Regions from separate parts of the Homo sapiens genome. Here region 1 is linked to region 2. A link is a contact called in ENCODE Hi-C or POLR2A ChIA-PET data. All regions are on one chromosome and are shown on one strand. Each heading gives the region's core, a stretch centred on a gene start or an enhancer-like site at or near the end of the contact. The rest is flanking DNA. Distances are from core to core; before and after follow the strand shown.

Region 1 (5,770 bases), core at 1,278-3,777, 36 kb before region 2:
GTGATGGTTGGGTACTGTGTTGCCTTTGCTTTATGAACACTTTAGAAAGCTTTGCACTGTGTGGTAATAAGTAGGTTTTTCTTCTTTTTCTCTTTCTTTCTTTCTTTTCTTTTTTTCTTTTTTCTTTTTTTTCTTTTTTTTTTTTTTGCAGTTGCATTTTGTTGTTGTTGTTCCCTCATTTGTTTTTGTTATCTTGCATCCAAATACCCTTCCTCCTCAGCAGCAATGTTGAAATATCAGGCAAGTAGGTGTTACACCCCATGATGTGAGGAGAAGGGAGGCAGAGGTTCCCTCTCACTACTCCTTGGTGATGAGAGATGAGCTTAGACCTGGCCAATCGTGTTCTCCACCCGGGACTCTGACTCTCAAGAAGTGATACAAAGATACAGTGAAGATTGACCCCTGCCAAGGCAGCAGGTGTTCAGTGGCCCGTGGGGGAACGTCTGGGGGTGGGGCTGTGAGGCAGTGGCAGTGGCCTAGCAGATGGTCCCTCTCTGTGGATTTTGGCAGTGTTCTTGGCTGCTGGTGCTCCTTTTATTCTCAACCCATTTCCAAGCCATGCTCTTCAATGTTCCCATTAATTTCATACACCCTTTCCATACATCGTGTTTCCTACTTCAGTTTGCCAGAGTTGACTTGTGTTTGTTGTCACCAAGAAACCCGGACTCTGCTCCTTGTCAATTATGGTGTTTATTTTAATTTGTTTCTAAAACTAAGTATGAAGAATTGGTCAGGACCTGTATTTCTTTTTGTGTGTGTGTGAGACAGAGTCTCACTCTGTTGCCCAGGCTGGAGTGCAGTGGTACAATCTCAGCTCACTGCAACCTCCACCTCCCAGGTTCAAGTGATTCTCGTGCCTCAGCCTCCTGAGTAGCTGGGACTACAGGTTTGTGCCATCATGCCCCATTAATTTTTGTATTTTTAGTAGAGACGGGGTTTTGCCATTTTGGCCAGGCTGGTCTCGAACGCCTGACCTCAGGTGATCTACTCAGCCTCCCAAAGTGCTGGGATTACAGGTGTGAGCCACCGCGCCCAGCTGCAAATACCATTTTTATGGGAAAATAAGATGGGCCCCAAAGCACCTTGTTAAGGATCATAATCTGGCATAAACACAGCCCATTTGTGAACTGGAAGCACTTGTCTTCACTGCCTTTTGTCAATACTAAATCCCATTGTGTCTTCATGTTTTTTTACACAGCCCACATTTCGAGATTTACTCTTTAAAAAAAACCCAAACCTTGTGACATCTTTGTGTCCACATCCTTTGCCAAGAACTCTATGCTCATGTTCTTCACTTCTATAAACTTAGCTTCCTGACTCCGCTACCAGACCCTCGCCCAGGACTTTGAACATAGAACTCCTATTCTTTCCAGCCCATGATGATTTCTCAGAGAAACCATCAAATGCAGAACTGATCTCCTTCCACCAAGTGTCCTCCCCATCTGCATGCCAGGTCTTAGGCCTGACCTTGTCAGCCATGAACTAGTTTTGCCCAAGCCTAGCACAGCAGCATTGACCAAAGAGTCCTTTGTGTTCCAGAGCTTACAAGTCTATTACCAACCAAATATAGATGTTTCCTGTGTCCTCCAGGGAAAAGTTCTCCAAGTATTGCTTTTACACTAGGGTATATCTGGAAGAGCAAACATGCAAGAACAAAACATTCAGGAATATTCTGAAAAAAGGGTAATGGAAAGGACTTGCCCTACTAGCAATTACAATTTATTAGAAAGCAAACTCATATAAAAATATGGGTATTGTGGTAATAAACAGGCCAATGGAATAGAGCTTCAGAATGGGAATTAGAACCAGGAGGGAAAGATATCTTCTTTAATACATGGCATCAATGGACAGTTAACTAGCTATTTGGAGAAAAAATTTCAGCGGGCTCCAACATGGGAGGGTGATATGCTTGATGTAAAGATGCCAACAAATGTAGCCAAGGATATAAAGTTTCTTTAATGGCAGGGGATACTGAAAAGTGTCTGAAAATCATGCCCACACAAAGTGGATTGAGGGCGCCCAGGTGGAGGCTCCCAGGCCCCTGCACGTCCCATGAGAACACAGGTGCCTGGAATACCAATCTCCTAGTAAGAGAAGCGTGCACCCGCCTGTTCTTGGGGGACTTTGTGCCCTACCTGGACTCTCCTACCTGTTCTGGAGACCCTGGCTATGTGCCTAGTATTCATCAGGTCTAAGCAACTTGTTCAAAACAGCTCCAGGACTTTCTTAAATGTTTGCTGCAAGGCAAGGTAAATTGAAGCTCAACTTCTCAGGATGTGACTGTCTTCTGGCAGGACCAGGCCTCAGGCCTGCTGGAGAGTGCTTCCTCTATTCTCCTATCTCACCCCTTATATCAGAATATCTTCCAGCCAGACCAAAGATTTATATATATATAATGAATATTGGCAATAATAGTACTAATGTAGAGAAAGCTCTGAGAAAAGCATGAGTAACACTTCTGAAAAATGGGCAAAGGATATGAAAAATTCAAAGAGGGCAAAATACAAGTGCGAGTACATGCATGAAGAGATACTGTCATTCTCAAATGATTATGTAAATGCATTTCTAAACAGTGACTCAGCATGTTTCAATGATTAGATTGGCAAAGATTAAAAACATTGAGAATCTACAATGTTAGTGAGAGTGTGGTATGTAGAAATTCTTATTTACTTTTGGAGAATGTTAGTAAAGTTATCTTGAAGAGGAATTTGGTTGAAACTATCAGAAGTTTCAGGGTACATTGCTGGTAGGAATTAAAAAATGGTACAACCATTTTGGGAACTAGATACTTTCTTATAAAGTTAAATATACACCTACTGTATGAACCAACCAGTCATTACACTTATAGGTGCTCAAGGTCCATGGAAACAAATATCCACACAATACCATGTACAAAGATATTTGTAGCAGCTTTATTCACTGTAGCTTAAAACTGAAAACAACCCAGAAATCTGTCCACCAAAAAATGCATAAACAAATTGTGGCCTACCTATACTGTCCATTCCATCCACCGGATACTACTCATCAGTGAAAATGAAGGAAGTACTAATATGTACAACAACACATGAATCTCAAGGGAAGCCAGAAGCCAGAGCCCATGCTGGGTGTAGAACTCTTCTTTATAGAAGATCTAGAAAATGGGCCAGGCACACTGGCTCATACCTGTAATCCCAGTGCTTTAGGAGACCAGCCTGGGCAACATAGCAAGACCTCATCTCCACTATAAACTTAAAAAATTTAGCCAGGTGATTTGGCATGCACCTGTAGTCCCAGCTACTTGGGAGACTGAGGCGGGAGGATGGCTTGAGCCCAGGAAGTTAAGGCTACAGTGAGCCGTAATTGCACCACTGCACTCCAGCTTGGGCAACAGAGCAAGACCCTGCCTCATAAAAATAAAAATAAAAATCTAGAAAATGTAGGCCAATGTATAGTGGCAGAAAGCAGATCAGTGTTTGCCTGGAGCAGGATATAAATGGGGGGATAGACTACGAATGGAAAAGAAGAATGGAAATATTCTGTATGTTGATAATGCTAGTGGCCTTACAGGTGTATATATTAATATATATTCACAAATGTGTATACATAAACACAGGTATTATATATATGTTAAGACTCATTAAATTGTACATTTTATATAGGCCCATTTCTGTAAATTATATCTCAACAAAATTGATTTTATAATTACATCAAAAAGATACCTGTATTGCTATGTTTATTGCAGCACTGTTCACAATAGCAAAGAGATGGAATCAACCTAAGTGTCGATCAATGGATGATTGGATAAAGAAAATATGGTGCATATACACCCTGGAATACTACTCAGCCATAAAAAAGAATGAAATCATGTATTTTACAGCAACATGTGTGGAACTGAAGGCCATTATCTTACATGAAATATCTCAGAAATGGAAAGTCAAATACCACATGTTCTCACATATAAGTGGGAGCTAAATAATGTGTATATATGGACACAGAGTTTGGAATAATAGACATTGGAGACTTGAAAGGGTGGGAGGGTGGGAGGGGGTGAGGGATGAGAAATTACATAATGAATACAATGTAAATACACTATTCAGGTGATGGTTACACTAGAAGCCCAGATTTTACCACTATGCAATATATCCAGGTAACAAAATTGCACTTGTACCCCTCAATCTATACAAAATTTTTAAAAATGGAAAAAAATGATTTAAAAAGTTAAAGAATGCATTCTCTTTGATCCAGCGATTCCACTTCCAGGAATTTACCGTACATAGATATTCACACAACTGTGCAAATATGCAGGCATAAGGGTGTGCATTGCATGATAGTTTGTAGTTGTGCAACCATTGAAAATGGCCAAACTATCCACCAAGAGGGCAGTAGATAAACAACCAAAGGTGAAAGAGCTGCTATAGCCTGTCCTGTAAACTCCAAGAGGGCTGTGTCTCCAGACCTCACACAGTGCTGGGCATACTTTATGCAGGGATGTGGAAAGGGAGTCAAGGTATATTAGGTAAAAAAAAAAAATCAACTTTTAACTTTTAGGAATAGATGAACCCACTAGAATGGAACTATTTATGTTAGAGCCAGAATTAATTTGGTGTCTTTAGGATTATGTGAGAAGACTGAGGGTCTTGTAGGAAGACTTTGTTCTTGGGTGAGGCTGAGACATCCCTGGGAGAGTTGAAACAGGATGAGCTGCTGTTTGCTGCAGGGAGATCAAAGGAAGAGTTCAGATGCAGACAAGTGAGGGCTAAGTGTCCCGCCATAGAGGGGTTTAGTCCACTGCAGTGCCCTGTGACAGGGGCCTCAGAGAACCACAGCAACACAGGGCTGTCAGAAAGGGAAAAGGGTCCATGCCCTACTCACTGGGACCTGGGACCTGTGCAGGTGGAGCCAAACAAGGTTGGTTCAGGTGAAGGCAATGAGCACCAGGGGTTTGGCCTGCTTGGTTCCTATCCAGGTTGTCATCGGCTCCAGCAGGTCTCATCCAAGGGGCAGACCTCCAAGACCTCAGCATTTCAGCAGCAGTCGGAGAGGTGGGAAAGAGCAAAGGAAGCAAAAGCAGAACTAACATGCTGGATGAAGGAATCCATTTCCCAAGTCCCCAGGGTCAGAATGTCTTCATCTCTTGAGGGATAGATTCCCTGCAACAGAAACAGGACTGGGGCCAGACTCATCTCCCCTCTCTCCATCTCCCCTCTCTCCATCTCCCCTCTCTTCCCCATCTCCTCTTGATGGGAAAGGCCCAGGCTGAGTGCAGAGCAAGCAACGAATCATTGCATGATGAGGAAGGATGGTGCAGTCTCTTCCAGGCCTCGTGCTCTGGGCTTCCAGGCCTGGTCCTATAGTCATGAGGCTCTGGAACCGGGGAGGGGAGGAAGTCTGTATTTCAAAGTCCTCTGTGCCCTTCCTTTGCATGGAAGGTGACGGTTTGTGTTGTTGGGATCAAGTTGACATCACTAGGAAGGTGTCCTTAGTCATAAGGGTCATGGAGAAGCAGTAACACGTGCCACTGGATTAATGGTCTTGGTGCTGGAAGACAGTCCAGAAATTTTTTGGAAGGAAAAGTAGAAAAGTGATATCAAGCCAATGCTTATCCTTGGTCTGTGACTTTCAGAGATTTCCAGGAGCTGCTGTTTCTTGATTTGAGTTCTAGAGGCTGCTCTGGCCTGTAGGTAGGACAGACACTGTAATTTGACCCCAGAGACCATGGGATGTTCCTAAAAGTAGTTATCCTTGGCTGGAGCACTAACTGGTGTCAGGAGAGCTGGCAAACTTCTTGGAT
Region 2 (6,096 bases), core at 1,485-3,984:
CTCGAAATTATAGAAAATTTGATCTAGCTTTGCATTTGAGCCTCTCCAGGGTAAAAATCTTTCTACAGCTTCTAAAAGGAATAGGTAACCTAAAACCAGGCAAAACAAAACAAACAAACAAAAAACACCCCAAAACTTTGCTGTTTTAAAATCCCCATTTTAAAAAAAGATTATGTAAAAATAATTTTTCTTTTTTCATTTTGTTTTCATCTTTAAACCAGCTCTCCAGAGCCTCAGCCAGGCTGCCTCATCATCGAATCATTCTGAAATATCTTCCACAAACCTTCCCCTTGTATTCATACCAAATAGCTCTCAGCTATACTCCAAACCCATGCAATGAGGTAGAAAATTACTTCCCTCCCCCTCCGATTCTTAAAGTGGTTAATTTTTTTTTCCTGGAATGGACATTATTAATATTTCAAATTTGTTCTCATTGCTTTATAAACTGTAACCATGGATCCAGCTCTAATAAAGATGTCCCAGTGAGTTAATCATGCTAGGGAACAGAAAAACTCAGGGACATTCAGAATCACAGCCAGAAGGGGGCAATCCTTCTCACATCATACCTAAGACTGCAGCTCCTGTCAGGCTGCGTGTTCATGTGTAAGGCACCACAGGCCCCGTGGTGCCAGCTCACCAGCTCATCTTGGTGCCAGCTCACCAGGTCACGTGCTGACTTTACCAGTACATGTATGCTAATTAGTTATCATCCAATTGTTTGCCTTCCTAAAGGAATGAGGGCATCATCTCCTAGAATTTGTCTTCTAAGCTCTTCTCTTGACCCCGGAAAGAAATAGTGGACTTCATTGTTTTAGGGTGTTTCATTTTTGGAACACGAATTGCAGATGGGTTCGTGGTTGGCCGAGAGGAGCCAGGCCGAGAAGTTTGGCTATTTTGTCAAAGGCAATGAGAAGCCACTGAAGGTTTTAAGCAGAAAAGAATTACAGATTTGCATTTGAGAAGTATCAGTTTGGAGAATAAATTAGGGAGGCGTAAGATTTGGAGGCACAGAAGCCAGGTGGAAGGCTGTTTTTCAGGCTAGAAAAGTGGTAGTCTGTTGTAGGTTATATGCAATAGATTTGGAGAGAATGGGTTAGATGCAGGGATGTTTATGAAATGGGAATTGACTGGCTTACTCTGGAGGGGATGGGAAGGGAGGCAGAAAGGAGTCACAGATGACATCTTTATTTGTAGATTGGGTTGGAGTAGATGGTGGTGTCAATTAATGAGATAGGAAACCTAGAGAAGGAGTAGTTTATTTATGGGGGAAAAAAGATATGAGGAATTGAACTTGGGACATGCTGATCTGGAGGTGCCTACAAACCATTCAAGAAAAAGTGTCCTACAGACAATTGGAGATGCAAAGCTTGGAGCTAGGGGAGAGGTCTGGGCTAGAAACACAGGCCCATTCCCTCCATGGAGATGGTAACTGACACCATGAGAGTGAAGATTACCCAGGGGTAGGGATGATGAAGACAGAACAGGGTCCGGGAGGGAACGCTGAGGAAGACCAATATGAAGACATGGATGAACAAAGAGGGGACTAGAAAGAAGTCAGCAGGGGGACTGGAAAGAAGTCAGTAGAAAGATGTGTTATCACACAGGTGAGCCTTGAGGACATTACACTAAGTGAAAAGCCAGTCACAAAAGGACAAATACTGTATAAGTCCACTCATAGGAGACATCTAGAATAGTCAAACTCACAGAAAGTAGACACCAGTTGCGGTGGCTCATGCCTGTAATCCCAGCACTTTGGGAGATCAAGGTTGAGAATCACTTGAGGCCAAGAGTTCAAGACCAGCCTAGGCAACATAGTGAGACCCCCATCTCTGCCAAAAAAAAAAAACTAAAAACCTTAGCCAGGTGTAGTAGTGCATGCCTGTAGTCTCAGCTACTCAGGAAGCTGAGGCAGAAGGATTGCTTGAGGCAGGAGGATTGTTCGAGGTTGCAGTGAGCTGTGATCACACCACTGCACTTCAGCATGAGCAACAGAGGGAGACCCAGTCTTGGAAAAAAGAAACAGAAAGTAGAATGGTGGCTGCCAGAGGCAGGGGGCAGCAGGGAATGGGGAATTGTGGTTTAACAGGTATTGAGTTTCAATTTTGCAAGATAAAAAGAGTTCTGGAGACACATGGTGGTGATGGGTTATGGCCACACAGCAGTGGGGATGTACGGAATGCCACTGGTCTGTGCACTTAAAGATGGTTATGATAATAAGTTTTATGTTTTGTGTATTTTACAACCTTTTAAAAATAAAAAGTGTGTGCTATTGTGGGAGCCAAGATAACAGAGCATTTGGGGGGATGCAGTGTAGTCAGGAAGCATGCCAAAAGCCAAGTATGATTAGAACTAAAACATGTTTATTTATTAATACTTTACCAACGTGGTGACCACTAATGTTCTTTTTAAAAGTAGTTTTCTAGGCATGGGGGGCACAGAAGTCAGGTTTCTATGGATTAAAGACTAGAGGGTTTCCAGTCAAGTTGGCCTTGGAAGTTCAGGTCCTCCTCTTTGCTGCAATATAACAAAACATAAAAACATATAAAAACACATGAAAATATAAAAACAAAACAAAAATATAAAAATAGGCCAGTATAAATAGCACATACACACTTGCTGCAATAAAGCCAAGCTACAAAGGGTTTCCTGACTGCTCTTAAATATTCTCAACAGCATTATGGGGCAGTATTTCCTTGTCCTCAATACAAGACCTGGGCCTGTGGTGAAGTCAACTGTGAAAGGGGAGTGAGGGGAAATGAGAGAGGGAGAGGGAGAGGGAGAGAGAGAGAGAGAGAGAGAGAGAGAGGGAGAAATAAGCCAAAATTCTAAAACATACAAAAACAATTAAGAAAGGCATCCAACAAAATCAACAGTCAAAAGATAAATTCATTCTACATGATTGCAGTAATAAAATATTAAACTATTTAATATATATATATATTTAAGATCTACAGAGTAATAAATGAAGAACTTACATACCTAATAGAAATTTTATCAGGCAATAAAGGGAATAATGAAGAGAATTGTGAAAAGAAATAACAAGAAATATTTGAGGAGAAGATGGCTGAGAATGTTCCATCACCACAAATATGTCCTTAGATCAAAAGTATTCTCCCCATGCCAGAAGGTTAAATAAAAATAAAACCACACCTAGAAATAACATAATGAAACAGCTGAATAAAAATTCCAGAGAGAAAATCTTAGAAGCTACCAGAGAGAAATAGCAGTCAGATTAGCTAAAAGGGAATAGGAATTAAACAGCCCCATATATTTCTCATCAGCAATAACAGAAGCTAGAAGACCATGAGGTGGTATCTTCACAGTGTTGAGGGTAATATAAATGATTTTTCAAGTTATTATTCAAGAAGGAAGACAAAACTAAGACAGCAGGAATGCACCAGCCACCAATATTCCCTATTAAAGGAGACACGTCAGCAGAGAATAATGTGAACCCAAAACAACAGTGTGGGACACAACACACAATTGTGTAGACAGACATCAATAAAATAGTTCAGAAAATCATTGTTTTAAAAATTATCTTTCAGGTTTTAAAAAGGTGGAATTAAAACTCTAGAAACAATTACAAATATGTATGAGAAGGTTCACAGCAGTTTTATTCATAGTGGCTAAAACCCAGAAACAAGACAGGTGTAATATTAATAGGTGAATGGAAAAATAACTTGTGATATATTCATACAATAAAATATTACTTAGCAAAAAGTACACAAAAAGACTGATAGGTGAATTAATATGAACAAATTTTGCAGAAATGCTGAATGAAAAAGCCAGACCCAAAAGTGCACATCAATACTCCATTATTTCATTTATACAAAGTTCAAGAACAGACAAAATGAATTCATGGTGTCAACACAGGGGTTATACTTAGAAGGGAAATATTTGTTGGGATGGATTACAGGAAGTCTGTGGAGTAATGTAAATGTTGTATATCCTGGATTACAGGAAATCTGTGGAATAATGTAAATGTTGTATATCCTTTTATTTTTATTTTATTTTTTTCTTTTTGGGAGACAGGGTCTCATTTAGGATGGAGAGCAGTGGCACGATCACAGCTTACTGCAACCTCGATCTCCTGAGTTCAAGCGACTCTCTGGCTTCAGCCTCCCAAGTAGTTGGGACTACAGGCATGCACCACATCATCTGGCTAATTATTATTATTTTTAAATTTTTTGTAGAGACAGGGTCTTGCTATGTTGCCCAGGCTGGCTTCAAACTCTTGGACTCAAGTGATCCTCCCACTTTGGCCTTCCAACTTGCTGGGATTACAGGCGTGCCCAGCCTATACCTTGATTTTTACAATTCATTGAGCTATATGCTGAATATTTATGCGCTTTATTTTATGTAAATTGTAGCTGACTTTTTAAAAAACCTGCCAGCATTATAAAAATTGTGGGAGAAATAATGGGTACAGTCAGTAAAAGTTGTACAATTGATCATTTTAAACTCATGATCCCTAATAACCAAATAGTGGGAAGTAATTATAATGAAAGAGATGATGTAAGGAGCAGAAGAAAATGCAAACAAACAAATAAAACAAACCTTTCACTTTCATTCATATCTTCAGAAGATAAGAAAGGATGTTGTGTATATGAAGCAAGGTCAGGGACGCTAAACATAAGGAACATTTTGAAAACAACAAAAAAAGAATTGTTAGAAATTAAAAATATAATTTTAAAAACTTCAAGCAAAGTATTGGAGAATAAAATAAAAGTCATTTCCTGGAAATCAGAAAAAAAAGGACAAAGACAAAAATAGGGAAAAATGTAACAAAATTAGAGGATCCATTTAAGAGATCTAACATCTGAATTAGGCATTCTTAACCTGGGGTCCCCAGACTCCTAAAAGGTCTGTGGAATGAGTTCGTTCATAAACCCATATGGTAAAATAATACATCTTTATTTTCCCTAACCTCTAACAAATATACAACATTTCCTCTTTTAAATGTCCAGGCAGCCATGTGTGGCAGCTCATGCTTATAATACCAACACTTTGGGAGGCTGAGGTGGAAGGATCCCTTGAGCCCAGGAGTTCAAGACCACCCTGGGCAACATAGCAAGACCTCATCTCTACAAAACATAAAAACATTAGTCAGGCGTGGTGCTGTCCTTGTAGTCCCAGGTACTTGGGAGCCTGAGGCGGAAGGGTCACTTGAGCCCAGGAGTTCAAGGCTGCAGTGAGCTAAAATGCCACCACTGCACTTCAGCCTGGGAGACAGAACAAGACCCTGTCTCTAAACAATAAATAAAAATAAGTAAGCTGGGCGCGGTGGGTCATGCGTGTAATCCCAGCACATTGGGAGGCCAAGGTGTGTAGATCACTTGAGGTCAGAAGTTTGAAACCAGCCTGGCCAACGTGGTGAAACCCCATCTCTACTAAAAATAAGCCAGGTTTGGTGGCATATGCCAGTAATCCCAGCTACTTGGGAGACTGAGGCAGAAGAATCACTTGAACCCGGGGCAGGGGAGGTTGCAGTGAACCGAGATCTCACCATTGCACTCCAGCCTAGGCGACAGAATGAGACTCCATCTTAAAAAACAAAAACAAACAAACAAACAAAACAGTAAGTAAATATGTAAGCAACAAAGCACAACTTTACTGCAACTTTGTCACCAATAGAAATCATAGGTATTTTACAATCCTATTGCGGTTGTTACAGATATCTTAAAATTAGTTTGCATTCAACTTTATTTAAAAATGGTAGTTTATTAAATTTGCTATTGTCTTATTATTTAAAAACATATATAACTCTATAATGAATTTATTTCTTTTTTATTTTTATTTTTAAAAATTTATTTCTTAATGTTGTGTCAACTGTACCTCAAAAGAAAGTGTTTGTCTTTGTAATCCTATGCATTTTATTTTGTGCATCTAAGAATATTATTGTGAGAAGGGGCTCATGATACAAAAACAAGAGTATTTGATCTGAAAAATATAAGTTCCAGAAGGAAAGTAAGCTATCAGAGACAACTAATTTAAAAAATGGAAGAAGAAAAATATTTTTAGACTGAAGAATATGAATTTCCAGATTGAATGGGGCTGCCCTGTGCTCAGCACAATAAATGAGAAAGATCCACTTCA

The links. Hi-C counts contacts between places; a loop is a spot of excess contacts on that map. ChIA-PET counts read pairs that join two places held with the same protein, here RNA polymerase II (POLR2A).
Region 1: a loop to region 2 is called in a map of A673, with 11 times the contacts of the local background. The contact joins the enhancer-like site here to the promoter of LINC01897 in region 2. A Hi-C loop is called at or near these places in 4 of 168 maps with a recorded cell type or tissue (A673, OCI-LY7, breast epithelium and 1 more) and 2 of 37 single-sample maps with no recorded cell type. POLR2A ChIA-PET finds 5 or more read pairs at or near these places in 2 of 52 experiments (GM12878 and PC-9).

The regions. Positions count from the first base shown.
Region 1 is chr18:57,923,369-57,929,138 of GRCh38, forward strand. No RefSeq gene overlaps it. Among named protein-coding and RNA genes, the nearest start is that of LINC01897, 35 kb to the right of the region's middle. Within about 2 kb of position 2,528, at least 2 of the 41 ENCODE cell types and tissues checked have a DNase peak (open chromatin) inside an H3K27ac peak, as active enhancers do; they include PC-9, where a contact is called at or near this core.
Region 2 is chr18:57,958,893-57,964,988 of GRCh38, forward strand. LINC01897 (long intergenic non-protein coding RNA 1897) reads right to left here and starts at 2,735. Exons shown (of 2, transcript XR_007066389.1): 1 at 2,610-2,735; 2 at 2,344-2,514.